2 separate regions of the Homo sapiens genome follow, and region 2 is linked to region 1. A link is an interaction called in ENCODE POLR2A ChIA-PET data of the cell type or tissue named here. Cell type or tissue: endothelial cell of umbilical vein. All regions are shown on one strand. Links, peaks and the distances in the headings refer to the core of each region. The heading gives the core; the rest is flanking DNA.

The links. ChIA-PET counts read pairs that join two places held together with the same protein. Peaks named below come from ENCODE experiments on the same cell type or tissue, not always from the same donor. Only the 100,000 strongest peaks of a DNase experiment are listed, where the experiment ranks them.
Region 2: POLR2A ChIA-PET joins it to region 1 with 6 read pairs; 2 of 35 experiments call an interaction of 5 or more read pairs at or near these places.

The regions. Positions count from the first base shown.
Region 1 is chr4:8,164,133-8,169,132 of GRCh38, reverse strand. No RefSeq gene overlaps it. Among named protein-coding and RNA genes, the nearest start is that of ABLIM2, 7.8 kb to the right of the region's middle. In endothelial cell of umbilical vein, for the core only: a CTCF peak has its summit at 688 (motif pointing right); no DNase peak of the experiment used is centred there; H3K27me3 peaks cover 429 bases.
Region 2 is chr4:8,276,196-8,285,872 of GRCh38, reverse strand. HTRA3 (HtrA serine peptidase 3) reads right to left here. Exons shown (of 9, transcript NM_053044.5): 2 at 3,337-3,436. Among named protein-coding and RNA genes, the nearest start is that of HTRA3, 11 kb to the right of the region's middle. In endothelial cell of umbilical vein, for the core only: no CTCF peak of the experiment used is centred there; a DNase peak (open chromatin) is centred at 7,342; H3K27ac peaks cover 542 bases.

The DNA.
Region 1 (5,000 bases), core at 1-5,000:
TGTCCCTGGCATACATCCCACACTGCAATATGCAGAGCAGGAGAGAGGGCAGCTTCCAAACTCTCTCCTGAAGGTCAGGAGATGCCCTTTCCAGCCTTTCTTAGCAAGCCACCTACCACACCCCATTGAGCCGAATTGGGTCATATGCCTTTCCTGGAGCAAATCTTTGTGTCCAGGGATGTTGACTAATGTAGCCTGTCTGTCTCCAGAGATGGGGTCATCCTTAGACTCATTAAAACCTTCTGAGCTGGATGTGGAGTCCAGCTCACTTACTCTCACTTACTGAGAAGTCCATGGACTGCATGGGTAGGTGTTGTGGCTCCTGCACAAAAAACTGCGGTGCTACAAGAAAGCAGGGAGCAGGGGAAATGGGAGTGAAGTAAACAACCCACCCAAAAACAGAGACTACAGCGTGTCTGACTGGCTGCCTCACCTTCTCCACACTCATATGCTTAATGCGATCACAGTTATAAGCCTGCACAGCCTCTGGACCCAAGACCTCAGAAATCAGGAAGGGAGGGTGGTTAAAGATCTTACATGAAACTACCCCTTCCCGTCTGTCTCTTTGTGTTGGCCAAAGGCAGATGTTTGGGTGATCTTTGATGAGGGCAGTGTCTGCCCACTTTTCACAGTCTGGGTGTCACTGGTGGGATGGAGGGGACTTCTGATCCTTGATAGTATGCCTGCAATTAGGGTACTCTGCCATCAGGGGGCAGCAAAATCAAAAAAAAAAAGCTCATTTGCCTTGGCATCCTGAGAAATGTAGATGATCACATATTTTCTCCATGAAATTATAGGTAACTTTTATGTTAAAAATACCACTTCATTATACAACTAGGTTCCTTTTAGATGGTTGCTCATCACCTACTGTATGCACAGTAAGTCCCCTGGTCTCTGCATCCAGTGACAAAAAGGGACAGGAAGGAAGGGATGGTTAGGAGAAGGAGTGCTCTGAGATGCACGCTGTGTTGGCTGTGGGCTGTGGGGGAAGCCAGACTGGCCTCACCCCACAGGACCTAGAGAGGCAGGTTCTTCAAGTCTCAGAGTTGGGAAGCATGCTTCTTCTCAGCAATTCTTCTAATCCTGTGGACACAGAGAATTATGTAACTGACCCTGTTCCTCTCTCTGCTGGGGCTGCTGGGCAGTACAGAGAGGAAGGAGGGGCTGCCCTGGGCTGTGTCACCACCCACGGCAGAGATTCCAGGGCTTGACCTCAGCCCCAACTTCCTCCTAATCTATGTAGTTTTCCTTAACTCTAGTTTTCTTACCAGCTTTTAAAAAGATCTTTCTATAGTAAGGCTTCCTTTGTAAGAAGCCCCATATACTCTTTAGAACAAGATAGGATAAAAGCATTCAATTTTTAATGTTCCAGGTACTGCAATCAAAAAGTCAAGTAAAACACGCAGGCCTTCCTGGATTTTCTCGACCCATCCTTTACCTGTCCCATTACCTTGGCCCTTTTAAATCTCAGCTTTCCTCAGAGAAGCTCATAGTACTCAAAGCTCACTGTTTAGTTAGGGACACAGACAAGGAAACAATCAATGACAATCCCAAGTGACCAGCCTGTAAAAGAGGAAGTCCCAGGACTCATGGAAACCGGGGGTTTGCACAATTTAGCCAGGGGCCAGGGAGGACTTCTAGGAGGAGACGATGCCTGGGCTGATCCTTAAAGAGTGAAGAGAATTTGGCCAGGCAGAGGAGGAGAGGGAGGCCCCTGGCAGGCAGGGGTGTGATGGAGTGGAATTAGCTTTCATTTAGCAAATCCCTCTGGCTGCAGGAGAAGGAATGGGGGTGGGGGGAGTAGGAGCAAAGAGAGCAGGAGAAGGTGCCTGCACTTGTGTCTAACTACGCTGTGGAAGGACTTGGAGGCAGGACCTGGGGTTGGACTAATGTGATGGAGCAGGAAGAGAAGTCTCCCAGAGGGGTTCTCAGGAGTCAGGGAGAGCAATAGGGTGGCAGCAGGTGCCGTTTCTGGAGCTGGGAGGAGCTTAGGACAGGCTGAGCTCAGCCAGGGGCCTTCAAGTCATGGTGCCAGGGAGCCCAGGGAATTATAGATTTGGAAAGTATATCAGTCTGGCTTCTCCAGAGAAATAGTACTGATAGAAACAGATGGATGGTGGGTGGATGGTGGATGGGTGGCAGATGGATGGATGGGTGGATGGGTGGTGGAAGGATGGATAGGTGAATGGATGGTGAATGGGTGGGTGGATGGATGGATGGTAGGTGGATGGATGGGTAGATGGATGGGTAGATGAGTGGTGGATAAACGGGTGGACGAGTGGTGGATGTATAGGTGGATGGACAGATGGATGGAGGGATGAGTGGATCAGTGGTGGATAGATGGGTGAATGGGTGGGAGATGGATGGCCGTATGTGTGAGTGGATGAACAGATAGGTAGACGGATGGATGGGTGGATGGGTGGTAGATGGATGGGTGGATGGACAGACTGACGGATGAATGGGTGGATGGGTGGTGAATGGATGGGTGGATGAGTGGTGGATGGGTAGGTAGATAGATGGATGCATGGATGGGTGAATGGGTGATAGATAGATGGCTGAATGGATACATGGGTGGATGAGTGGTGGATGGATGGCTGTACGGGTGAGTGGATGAATGGATGGGTAAATGGACGGATGGGTGGATGGGTGGTGGATGGTGGGTGAATGGATGGATGGATGGTTGGGTGATGGATGGCTGGATGGGTGAGTGCATGAACAGATAGGTAAATGGATGGATAGGTGGATGGGTGGTGGATGGATGGGTGGATGGATGGTTGGGTGACTGGATGAATGGATAGATGGATGGGTGGATGGGTGGGTAGATAGATGGGTAGATATATGAATGTATGGGTGAAGGGTGGTAGATGGATGGATGGTGGGTGGATGGATGGATGGGAGTGGATGGATGAACGGATGAATGAATGAGTGTGTAGGTAGGTAAGCAGACAGGTACAAAGGGCAACTGATAGATAAACAGGGTTCTATTTTAAGGAATGTTCTCATGGTATTGTGGGGGCTGACAAGTTCAAAATCTGCAGGGCAGGCAGGCAACTCAGGCAGGAGTCGGTGCTATAGTCTTGAGGCAGATCTTCTCCACTGGAAACTGTTTTTGCTCTTAATGCCTTCAACAGATTGGATGAGGGTGATCTCCTTTACTTAAAGTCATTTTATTATTATCAAACCACTAGTGTTATCATCAAACCATGCAATTCCTGCTCCAAGCAGCTTGGCCATAGCCAAAGAAGAAATTCTAGTGGAGACTGCTCTGCTCTGGTCATCTCAGGGAGCCGGGTCCAGCCCCTCCCAGCTGACTGCACATTTCTTAGCCTTGGTGAGCCTACAGTGTCTCGTCTGTCAGACTGAGTAACACTCAGCACCATGACCTCAAGGGAACACCCGATTGGGAGGCCCACAGAACAAGCACTTTGTAAGTTATGCAGGCAAGGGCTCCTGATTAAGCTTCTTCGAAACCTTATCCCTTCCATGCCCACACAGCAGCTCTGGGAAGCACAGCCTGGTGACAAAGTTGCTAAGAAGGGACACGATGTCTTGCTTGATCAGCAGCTGGGGGGCAAGCTTGAGCTTGCCGGTGAGGCCAACAAGGCCAGGCCCAGGCTTCTGGCAGGACCCATCTGCCTTCCCAGGACAAGAGCTGCTCTCACTGTCAGGGATGGCTGCCTTCTGGGTTCCCTGCAGGGCTGTATGCCTGTGTGGTTGTCAACCAAGGGTCAGGTGGCTGGGAGAGCACTGTGGCTTCTGGCCTCCTGGGGACCTGGCTGCATGTGACTTTGTCTCTCTGGGCTTCCATTTCTTCTCCCCAACTGGGAGCCCTCAGACCTGCAGTTTTCCTCCCAGGTCCCACAGACCACAGATCTGGAAGACCATGCCCCTTGTGGGGTCCAATAATGGTGGTCCCCTCTGGTGGGGTGCACTGTACCTTCCAGAAAGATATGTTGAAGTCCTAACCCCAAGATTTAGCCCCCAGGAATATGATCTTATTTGGAAATCAGGTCTTCAAAGACATGACTGGTTAAGATGAAGTCAGACAGTATTGGATTAAGGTGGGCCCTCCATCCTAGGACCAGTGTCCTTATGAGAACAGAAGGGGAACATTCACAGAAGAATGCTGTGTGACAGCAGAGGCAGAATGAAGAGATCGGCCTCCGGCACTGGGAGAGATGCCCTACCCTTTTACAAGCCCCTTCAGCAAAGCCTGCGGTCCTCTGTTCCGCAGCGCGGCTGACTCATGCACCTGCCTGCTCTAGCTGAGCTTCTTCATCTCACTTCCAGCACAGAGGCTGACATGCAGTAGGTGCTGAATAGAGGCGGCACCTCATCTCAGACCTTGCCCCTTGCTCTGCTCTTCCATTCTCGTTCCTTCCCAGGTGTTCCTGACGGTCCTCGTCTGTTTCTGCTGAACAGGAATGAAGTTTAATGGGAGGAAGTGCTTTCAGAAGACCAGCCACATCCAAGCCTTGCACGGTGTGGGTCATATTCCCAAATCAGGCCTATACATTCTACTTCCTTCCATCACTTGTAATGAACCATCTTTTGTGAGTTTTCTGTGATGGCAAAGCATTGCCAAGTCTACAAACCACTCAGAGTTAACTGGGCAGCTGGAACTGTGGCATAGATCCGGTGTTAGGGAGAACAGATACCTGTGTAACCCAGGGCTGCGCTTCCCCTCCTGACCCACCCGGAGGCATCAGGCAAGCCATGGGCATGCGAGGGTGAGGCTGGGCCTGACTTAGCGAGAATCCAGGTGTGTGGACCCGTGCTTGAGAGATAGGCTCCAAGCCATGAGTCACATGCTATTTTTACTCCTGGTTTCGTATGGCGTGGTTTTAAATTATTGAGCGGCTGGAAAGATCCCACAATGAAATCATATTTCATTTGTTTCTCCATTTGGCTGTGAAGTCAATCAATTCCTGGACTGTATTTAGAGATGAAGAAAGGACAAGGAATCCTGCCGCTTTGGTGAGAGAAAGCCTGGAGGCTCC
Region 2 (9,677 bases), core at 4,678-9,677, 110 kb before region 1:
AATGTGGCAGTGCTGGCAGCAGGCAGATGCAGGACCCGAGCCCTGGACACCCCGAGGGCAGGGGTGCAGAGGCACAGATGAGGCCAGCCTGGGCCCTGCCCTCTGTGAACGGTGTGGAGCTGGCCTGGGTTTGCATTGGTGTCTGCCGATGGGCAACAATCCCCAGTTCTCACCAGAGCTCTCTGAGTAGAAACCACAGCCCCACATCCAGCAGGGGAGGAGGCTGAATGCCAGACACAGCCTGGGACCTTCTCCAGGGTGGGAACCTTCGGGACCCCAGCGTGGGGCCCAGCCCAGAGCAGGTACTCACTCCCTGAGGCTGCTTAGTAGAGATGAGCAAGGAAAATGTGCGAGGGACAAAGTATGGAGGGATGGAAACGTCTGGCACGTGCAGGCAGGTGAGAGCAAGAGACAAAGCATGGAGGGATGGGAGCGTCTGGCACGTGCAGGGAGGTGACAGTCTCTGCAAAGTACAGGAGCTTCGCTGTGACCCACAGGACCAGAGATGGCAGCGAATGCCACCCTGTGCTCCCTCTGAGGCAGGCAGGCCATTGAATGCTCATGGGCACCCTGCAAGGGGGGTGCTGTGGTGAGCTGTATCCCTGCCAAGAGATACGGCCAAGTCCTAACCCCATGTGACTGTGAATGTGACTTTATTTGGAAACAGGGTCTTTGCAGGTGTCCTGAAGTTACGGTGACATCAGAGTGTGTCTGTGTTGTCTTTAAGGGAGGGAAGTCCAGTCTCACAGAGGGGAAGGCCATGAGATGATGGAGACAGAGCAGAGAGAGGGGTCTAAGGGCCGAGGCGTACCAAGGACTGCGGAAAACACTAGAGCCAGTAGAGGGGCCTGGGACACTCCCCCAACATCCCCCAGAAGAAAGCAGCCCTGCTTGATTAGGACCTTGACACCTTGATTAGGACTTCCAGCCTCCAGAACCATGGGAGCAAACATCTCTGTCATTTTAAGCCATGCAGTCTGTGGTACTTTGTTATGGCAGCCACAAGAAACTACTGTCGTCCCTAACTCTCAGGTCTTTATGGTGGGAAAACTGAGTCCCGAGACGCTGAACTACTTGCCTAGGTCAGGCGGGCAGGCAAAGGGCAAAGCAGGGGTCTGCCCCAGGCAGCCTGGGCATCTGGCCACTTGGCCACCCCACACGGTGACCCCAGCATCTGTCCACTCACATCCGCAGCCAGCTTCTGCCACACCCACTCCGTGTGTGCCCCAGAGTAGGAACTGCACCTGTTTTGCCTGCGGAAGCCCCAGGGTGCCTCACAGGGCCAGGCACCTGCGGGGTCTGCAGAAAATGCCCGCGGCTGCCCACTGGCCTCCATGCCCACACTCAGACCTCAGGTCAGGGGTCACAGCCGGGAGGCCTGTGCTGGAAAAGCATCTGTCTCATCTTTGCTGGGTCTCACCCACCCACTCAGAGCATCAGTCACTGGAGGCTCTGAGGGCAGAAACGGCCTCCCAGCCGGGCTGGAGTCAGTAATTAGTTGGTTCAGAGCCTGGTGGCTGGGGCCTTCCAGAAAGATGCTGCCCCCATCCCTACCTCCTGGAAGGCCAGCAACGTGCCACTTAGTGCATCCAGTTATAATTTCCTCAATGACATGTCTCAGGGCCCGGGGCTCGAGGGAAGGGCAGTGAGGGGTCAGTGTGCTGCCAAGGGGGCAGTGAGAGGTCCATCAGCACGGGGCACCGGACAGGGTGGCAACCAGGGCTGTGGGTCCTGCATGGGTGGTGCCTCCAGGGCTGTTTTGAGAAACATGGGCTACACAGCCCACAGCCCAGGGAGCTCCCAGCAGGTGTGGAGGATGTGATGCTGAGGTGCTATATGCCCGTCACGCGCTCTCACACCCCTGTTCAAGGAGCACGACCTCTGCTGGAGAGCCCGGGATGGGGAGGGCAGAGGGGCCGTGACGCCTAGTGACAGGGGCTTGGACCAGACAAGCGCCGAGCCAGCCAGCAGGGAGGCGGTGCTGGAGCAGGAATCACTCCTGGGATCTCCCCATGAGCCACCAGATGCTCAGTCCCCAGGGCCGGGCCTAGGGCAGTGGAGCCTCGTCACAGGGAGGCTGGAGGCCTCAGGGAAAGTACCGTGAAAACAAGCAAGTCCCTGGAGCCCTGGCCTGCGGCCTCTGGTGACTGCTCATTGCCGGCTCCGTGTCCGCCTGGACCCGCCGTCTGATCCCTATCAGGGTGGAATGAGGCTTGGTTCCGGGGCCTCCTCATCAGGCTGTTTGCCGGCTCTGTGCACACCCAGGGACCAAAGGGCCAGCAAAGGTGGATGGGAGAAACACTCTAAACTTCAGAAGAGTCATTCAGTCTGCTTCTGCGGGATATAAGTCAATCTGGGATGAGCCCTCAGGATTCGGTGTGAGCGATCAGACATTGGGCAGCTTGCACAGCGGGAGGTTCTGAAGGCAGGGCTCCCCCAAACCAGCTCAGAGGGTCTCTGTGATGGGGGAAGTAGGAGAGGCTGGGGATGGTGGCAGGGACCGGGGCAGGCCCTGTGGGAAGAAGGGGAGGAGGCTTTGCCTGTGCATCTGCAAGGAGAGGCCTTGCTCGGGGGTGAAGCCACACGGTACACACCACTTCCTCTACGGGGCTGGGACATCCCGCTTCCCTATTGACCGACTCCACTCATTCATTCATTCTTTTACTCATCCATTGGACACTCACTCATTCCCTCCCTCACTCATTCATTCTGCCACTTCCTTCACTAACTCATTCCTCCCCTCACTCATCCATGCACTGATTCGTGCGTTCACTCACCCATCCCTCATTCCTCCCCGCTCCGGCCACACGGGCCTCGGTGCTTGCGAGCTGCCCCCACTGCCCTGCATCCACTGGCCCAGCTCCCGGGGTGCCTACTTCAGGCTTAGCTTGTGAGGCCTCCCGAGCCCCCGGTTCCCACTGCCCCGAGCCCTGCTCTCTGCCTGCCATGCCTCTGCTCCTTGCACACACACCTGCTGTCTCCTGGCATCTCCTCCGCTGGGTTCTGTCTGTGTCTGCTTTACTGCACGGCCCCTCAGGACGACCAACACATTGCATGTATCCAATAGCATGGGCAGCAGCATGAAGGGACAAAGACCCACAGCTGTGCACCTTCTTGGTGCCTACAGCTCCAGCAGGTGCGGAGTCACTTCAGCGGGGATGTCCTTCCCCAGGGGCACACAGGCAGCCAGCAGATGTGACTGAGGTCAGCCTGACCCCAGGCCACTCCAGTTTCTGTGGCCCAGGCTGCAGAATCAAGCCTGGTTTGGGCCCCAGCAGCTGGCGGGTGTACCAGGGGACACCAGGAGGCAGAGAGGGGCGAGGGGTATTCACCCACCTCAGGAAGAGCTCTATGTGGACCACGGCTGGTGCGATCTTCTCCACCACGTCAGCAATGAAGTTGAACTTGTAGCGCGGGCTGCTCAGCTGGTGGAGACCTGCGCTGGCGGGAAGGGCCAGGTGCATCAGTGAGATCACGATGCTGCCAGCTCCCAGAGGCCTATGCCCAGTGGGCAGAAGGAGGAGGCTCTTCCTGAGACCCCTGTCCCAGTTCAGAGCCAGCCTCAGCCCACACTGAGCCCGTTGGGGACCCCCTACCACACAGCAGTGCAGTGACACCAGGCATTTGGGAAGGGGCTCGCTCACCCCGAGAATGGTTAAAAAGGCTTCCACGTGCTGGGCTTCCTCACCCCCCTCACTGGACCCTGCTAGGCTGGGCAGGAGGCTCAGAGAGAGGTTAGGATATTGCCGTGAGCCACACGGGAGTGAGGCCAGGGCTGGATCTCGGGTTAGTCCCCCTGGGCCTTGTCTGTTCCCTCATGCTACAGCAATACCCTTACAGGAGAGAACTGGCCCTCTCCTCATGGGCTCCAGCTGGTCCCTCCGAGCCCTGGGGCTACAGCAGTGTCCAGGCGGGGGTGTAGTGGAAGACCCCCAGGTGACCCTTCTGAGCTACCCAGGCCCGGACACAGTGTGGCCCCTCTGGGCCAAAAGAGCTGCCAATTTCTGAGTCCACAGGGCCCTACATCTGTGTCTAACTTGGCCACACCCCAGCCCGACTTGCTAGATGGTTCACGAACTTCCCTGGACCCTTCCCGGGCTCAGATTCCTGCTGCCGTCAGCAGTAGGGGCTGTGGCTGCCAGGACCACAGGCCTGAGGCATGCAGTGGCACGGGGCCCACAGCCCTCGGGGTTCCCTGCACGGGCCTGTGCCGGGCTCTCTCCAGTTCCCACCATCTGGAACACATGCTGCTCAGCCTCGCTCGTGGCTCCCGAGCCCCGCAATGAGCAACTGGGCTGGGGGCTGCACACACCAGGGGTTCGGCTGGGCCTGGCTGCTTTCTAGCTGTGTGGCCTCAGACAGATTACTTACGTTCTCTGGGCCTCAACTCCTCATCTGAAAAATGGGACTGAATATGCCCTCCTACCACATCTGTGGGAACTGAGTGTGGAGGACTGCAAACTTCGAGTCCCTGCCCGGGGGGCTACCCACCCACCCAGCCACCTTGGCAATGGGGAGCAAAGAGGGCTCAGTCCATAACGTCCAGCTTTCCAGCTTTGCAGCCCACATTTCTCTTGATCTCTGGGAAGTGGCCGGGCATGGGGACCGAGGGAAAATCTGGTTTTCTGGATCGTCCAAAGGCACGAAGGTACCATGGTGGATGCCACTGTGGGGGCAGGGCCCGGGCCGCGGTCCGTGCTCTAGGAATCATCACAGGGCAAACACAATCCCCAGGCACATCCCAATTCATTCACCCAACTCTCCAGGGGCAGCCAGGGGAAGGAAACTTTTCCTCTATTTTAAAGGTGGGGACACTGAGGCTCTGTAAGAAGAACCCCCCTGCCCAAGGACTCACGGCTGGGAGGGGAGAACCAGGATCTGAACGCAGGCCGCAGGCCTCCTTTCCCTGGGTGCCCCCACCTCTGCCCTGCAGCTCCCCAAGGCCCTGAAGAGCCCTTTAGCCTGAGCTGGGACCTAGGGGGTTGGCTCGAGCTCTGGTGTTGGGTCTCCCAGACTTCCGATGTCTGCCTCTCAACCGGCCCGCAGGCACCAACCACACCAGCCCTCGTCCACTTCAGTCAGCCTGAATCAAAGGCCACCTGTCTGGGGTGGCTAGAGCCTGGCTGGGAGACGCCGGCCACCGCGAGGCTCCTCATAGATCAAACCACTGCGGCAGAGCGGGGTCTCAGGTTCAGAGGTCACATTAACAAACACCCCAGGGGCAGGGCCTGCTGTGGGCCCAGGGCTCTCTCTGCCCACGTTTGCTTCCATGAGGGATGCGCTGCCCTGCTCGACACCTACAAAGCAGGCGGCTCCCTTGGTGAGGTGAAGCTGCCGTGCGGCCCGAGTGGGCAGCCCAGGCCTGTCTGCTTCTCCTCCCTGCCCCTGGGAACTTGAGTTCATTTTCTAGCACCCAAGTAGAGAGGAAGGACACCAGCCACAAAGCCTGCTTCCCTGGTGAGGTTTGGAGCTGGTTCAGAGCTCTCACAAGATGCGCTCAGACCCACAATTTCCACGACCCAGAGGGATCCCAGGGCAACCCCCAGGCCCAGGCCCTCCTCCCTCCAGGAGGGAGGACTCAGCCGGTCTGCTGCTCCCCTGTGTGCCCTGGGGCCTGAGGCTGGCGCCCCATGTGCCTCGCCTGAGGAGAAGCGCCAGGGCACGGGCACAGCCCCCAGGTGGGACCATATTACCTCTCCTACCGTGTGGCCTTTGTCGGGCCACCAACTCCAGTTTCTGCTCATCATCCACCTCTCTACACCTCCCCCTGCACGACCTCTCTCTACTCTCCCTACCAAGATGCTCTGGTTGGTCCTGGGCCCGGCCCTAATCCTGCCTCCTCCAGGCAGCCCCGCAGCAGCCCCAGTTGTACCGAATCTGCCGCTGCTCACAGCCTTATTCAAGCCACTCGTGCAGGGTGCCTCCTGTGTGCCCACCTGTGACAGCTGCTGGAGACACAGTGGTTCAGCTGGGGGCAAGGGTCAAGTCAGTGACCGACCAGAGACAGCACAGCATCACCAGGGATGAGGCAGAGAGGAGCCCGGCGTGGGGTGGGTGAGTGCAGAGGTGCCCTGACCCAGGCCTGGAAGAGCCCACGGGCAGGGGCACAGCACATGGAAAGCCACAGGCTGAGCCCGCATTGCCTGTGCAGGCAGCCACGGCACACAGGGACCTGGGCCCAGTGTGAACACAGCAGAAGGAGGAATGGCAGCACCTCTCCTCCCACAGGTGATTAGAAAAGGCTGCCTTCCTGTGTGTCTCCATCCTGGACTCAGACACTCCAACACCCAGGGCCGGAAAGCTCTCTGGACCCCAACGTGTCCACCCCCTGCTTGCCAAAGCCCAGCCCCTGGACCCCCTCAAGCGCCTGGGCTGCTGGGCCCCTGAGCTCTGACGCGGCAGCCTGAAGATCTGCACAGCACTGCGGCCTCCACCGGAAGGACTTTCTCCCCAGTGTGGTCTCCCAGAGGTCACTTAAAATAGGTGACACTCGATTTTATAGGGGATGATTTGTTTTAAAACCCTCTGTGAAATATTCGTTAAGTAAAAGCCTTGCAGGAAACATCAAAATTCTACTACATGGTGGTTATTTGTGGTTGGGGTAAAGTTACAGTGACTTTTTTTCATTTTTCAAAGAGAAAATAAAACAGGGAGGGAGAGCAAGGCCTGAGACAGAAGGGCCGTGGGGCTGGGCTGGGAGGTGGCCTGTTTCCCACAGAGTCTCCAAAGAGAAGCCCGCACGTGCCCACCCCACACCCCAGGCTCCTTTGGGACAGAGACCATCTGGTTCGCTTCCACACCCCAGTGGTAACCAGCACAGGGTGAGACAGCCGCTGAGACATTTCAGAGGGAAGGGATGGAGGGGGAGGAGGGGCGGAGAGAGGAGGGGAGGAAGATAGAGAGAAGGGAGAGAAGTTCAAGGGGGCCCTTCTTGATGCTCTCTGAGCCAGCACACAGTAGGTCTGCAAAGAGCACCCTGAAGAAAGAATGTGGGTCAGCTGATTAACCAAGTCTCCAAGCAGCCTCACAAAAGCAGCAGCACTCGCCCATTTTATGGCCCAGGAGACTGAGGCTTAGAGGCAAAGATCAATCACTGAGGGAGGGCAGGCCTGGCGCTGGCCCAGGTCTGCTGGATTTCAGGGTCTAGGCAACCCCAGAGCCTGGGGCACCCCTGCAGGGCCCCACCAGGTCCTGTCCCTTTAAGCGGACCTCGGTGGGTGGTGGGGTGGGGGCAGGGGCCCCCGTGCCCCAGCTCCTCCTCCCAACACGCAGATGAATCAGCCATGAATCAGGGGGAAGGGAGGACGCGGTTCCCACTGCCTCTTTCCACAGGAAAACCGTGGGCCCCACGGCTGGGAAGCAGACTCTGTTTATTTGGGGGTTTTTGACAACCTCCACCCCCACCCCATCCTCGAGCCAAAGTTCTGAAGTCAACAGTCAGTCTCAACCAGATTCAGCCGTTAGCCTTTTTTTTTTTTTTTTCCTCAATAAACTGGAATCTAAAGCCCTGGAAGTTTCAGTCAGGGAGACCCTCACACAGAGCAAAGCAATCAAGGCCCGAGGCTAGGTGTCCGGTGTCACATCCCAGGAGAGGAAGGGGCGCAACAGGGCAGGGGAGACAAGTAGGGTGCCAGGGCTCCAGCTCCAACAGCCCTGCCTGATGGAACTCCCAGGAGTCCTGGGGGACTGTGGCCAACCCTGAGAGAGGACCACGTGCTGGCTCTGGACAGTCATAACTGCCATGGAACAGATGGCGACACTGAGGCCCAGATACTCTGTGGGGATACCTTGTGTTTGTACACTGCGTAACTCCAGGCCCTTACTGACAAATATCAGAGTGGCCAGCTTCCCTGCAGTTGTGCAGTGCACAACCTGCCCAACTGTATGCATCAGTCCCTCTAGCACATAATGTGCAGAGCTGGGACTGACACCCAGTTCTGTTCCTCCATCTCTAAGGTCCCTGCCCCTTCTTTTAGTGCCCTCTGCAATTAGCAGACCCCTCTGCCACCCAGTGGTCAGCTGTGAGCTGGGGATGGAGGAGCCATGAGTGGATAGCCATGGGTCCCAGGCTGTGCCCATCTGTCCATAACGGTGACCATGGTCTACAGACCAGATGGCAACCTCTAAGCAGGGCATTCAAGGCCTGGGGTGTCCTGGTCCCATTGACATCTGCAGCCTCACGTGCTGCCACTCTCCCCTGTGGACCTCGGCTCTGCTTCCTGCGCGTGCAGGCTCCTAAGTGTCACTGTGCCTTTGCACATGTGGTTCCCTCCTCTGGGAATATGCCCTTCCTGTCATTCCTCAGGGCCCAGGCCAGCAGCGCCTCCTCTGGGGAGCCTACCCTGACTTTGCAAGCGTGGTGATCCACCTCTCCTTCTGGGCCCAACAGCACCTCGTACCCTTCCCAAAGCTAGTCCCTTGGGAGTGTACCTGTGGCCTGCACCCCTGCGTCTGGGCTGGACCTGGCCCGCTGCAGTGGGCAGGAAGCAAATGAGGGAGCGAATGAATGCTCTTCAGAGACAGAGGAGCCATTCCAGGGGCCCCCTCAACAGCCCCCAGCCCCGCCCACCACTAAAGGGGCTGCCTCCTGGGTCTAACTAGTTCCCAGGGCAGCTTCCTTTGCTTTTCCTCCTCTGGAAAACTTGCCTGTCCCCTAGTGAACTTTGCCCCACCGAGCCATGTCCCCAAGTGAACCGTGCCCCCACAAGCCTCAGGTCCAGCTGTGGCTCCCCGTGGGGTGGATGCTGCCATCTGCCACCCTCAAGCCCAGAGACCTGTTCATGTGGAACGCAGGCGGGATGAGGGCTGCAGCCCAGGCCCAGAGGAACCCGCTGCCTCCCCCTCCACGGGCCACACCTCGCAGGCGGGACCCGATTTGGGCATGGGACGTCAGGCTGGGCTCCGAAGTTTGTGATCTCATTGAATTCTTGCAGCAATTCTGCAAGACAGGAACTGAGTCCATTTTACAGGCAAGGAAACAAGGCTTAGAGAGGCCACGGGACCTGCCCAAGGTGCACAGCCAGGCCCCGCAAGCCCTGACCTGGGCGCTTCCCCTGCTCCGTGCTGGCCCTTGGCAAATGTGACAACCTGTCCAGCCCCAGAAAAGCTCAACCTAGACCCGAGCTCAATGTGGGGCCAGCCTGGCTCCTCTGGCTGTGAAACTCCACACCCAGCTGGGCCACAGCCAGCCCCTGGGAGGAGGAGGAGGTGCTGCCGCCAGCCTGCCTGTGATTTACCAAGAAGGCTGGTCCTTGTGCACAGTGCCATGGGTCAGGCACTTCCATGCCACTGAAGGCAAGGAAGACAGCCCCTGGCCCTCCTCTTACAGGAAGCCCTCCCTGCCTTGACCGGGGCCAATGAAACTCCCTCCGGCAGGGCCAGCACATGGCAGCACCTCCACAGACACCGCCTTCCAGCTCCTCCCCTTCCTCGACCCCTCTCCCTCACTCTCACTAACTCCACTTCTGTAAGACGCGTCCACCTGCCATCCTTTCTTCACATCAACTTCTATGAGCCCGGCACCGTGCAAAGCACACTCAGTCCATCATCTCATTTGCCCAGTGACCAGTGAGGGGGGTCCCACTGTTATCCATTTCACAGATGAAGAAACTGAGGTGCAAAGAGCTTCAGAGACTTCTGGGGCAGAGCTGGGACTCCACCCTGAGCAGCCAGACATG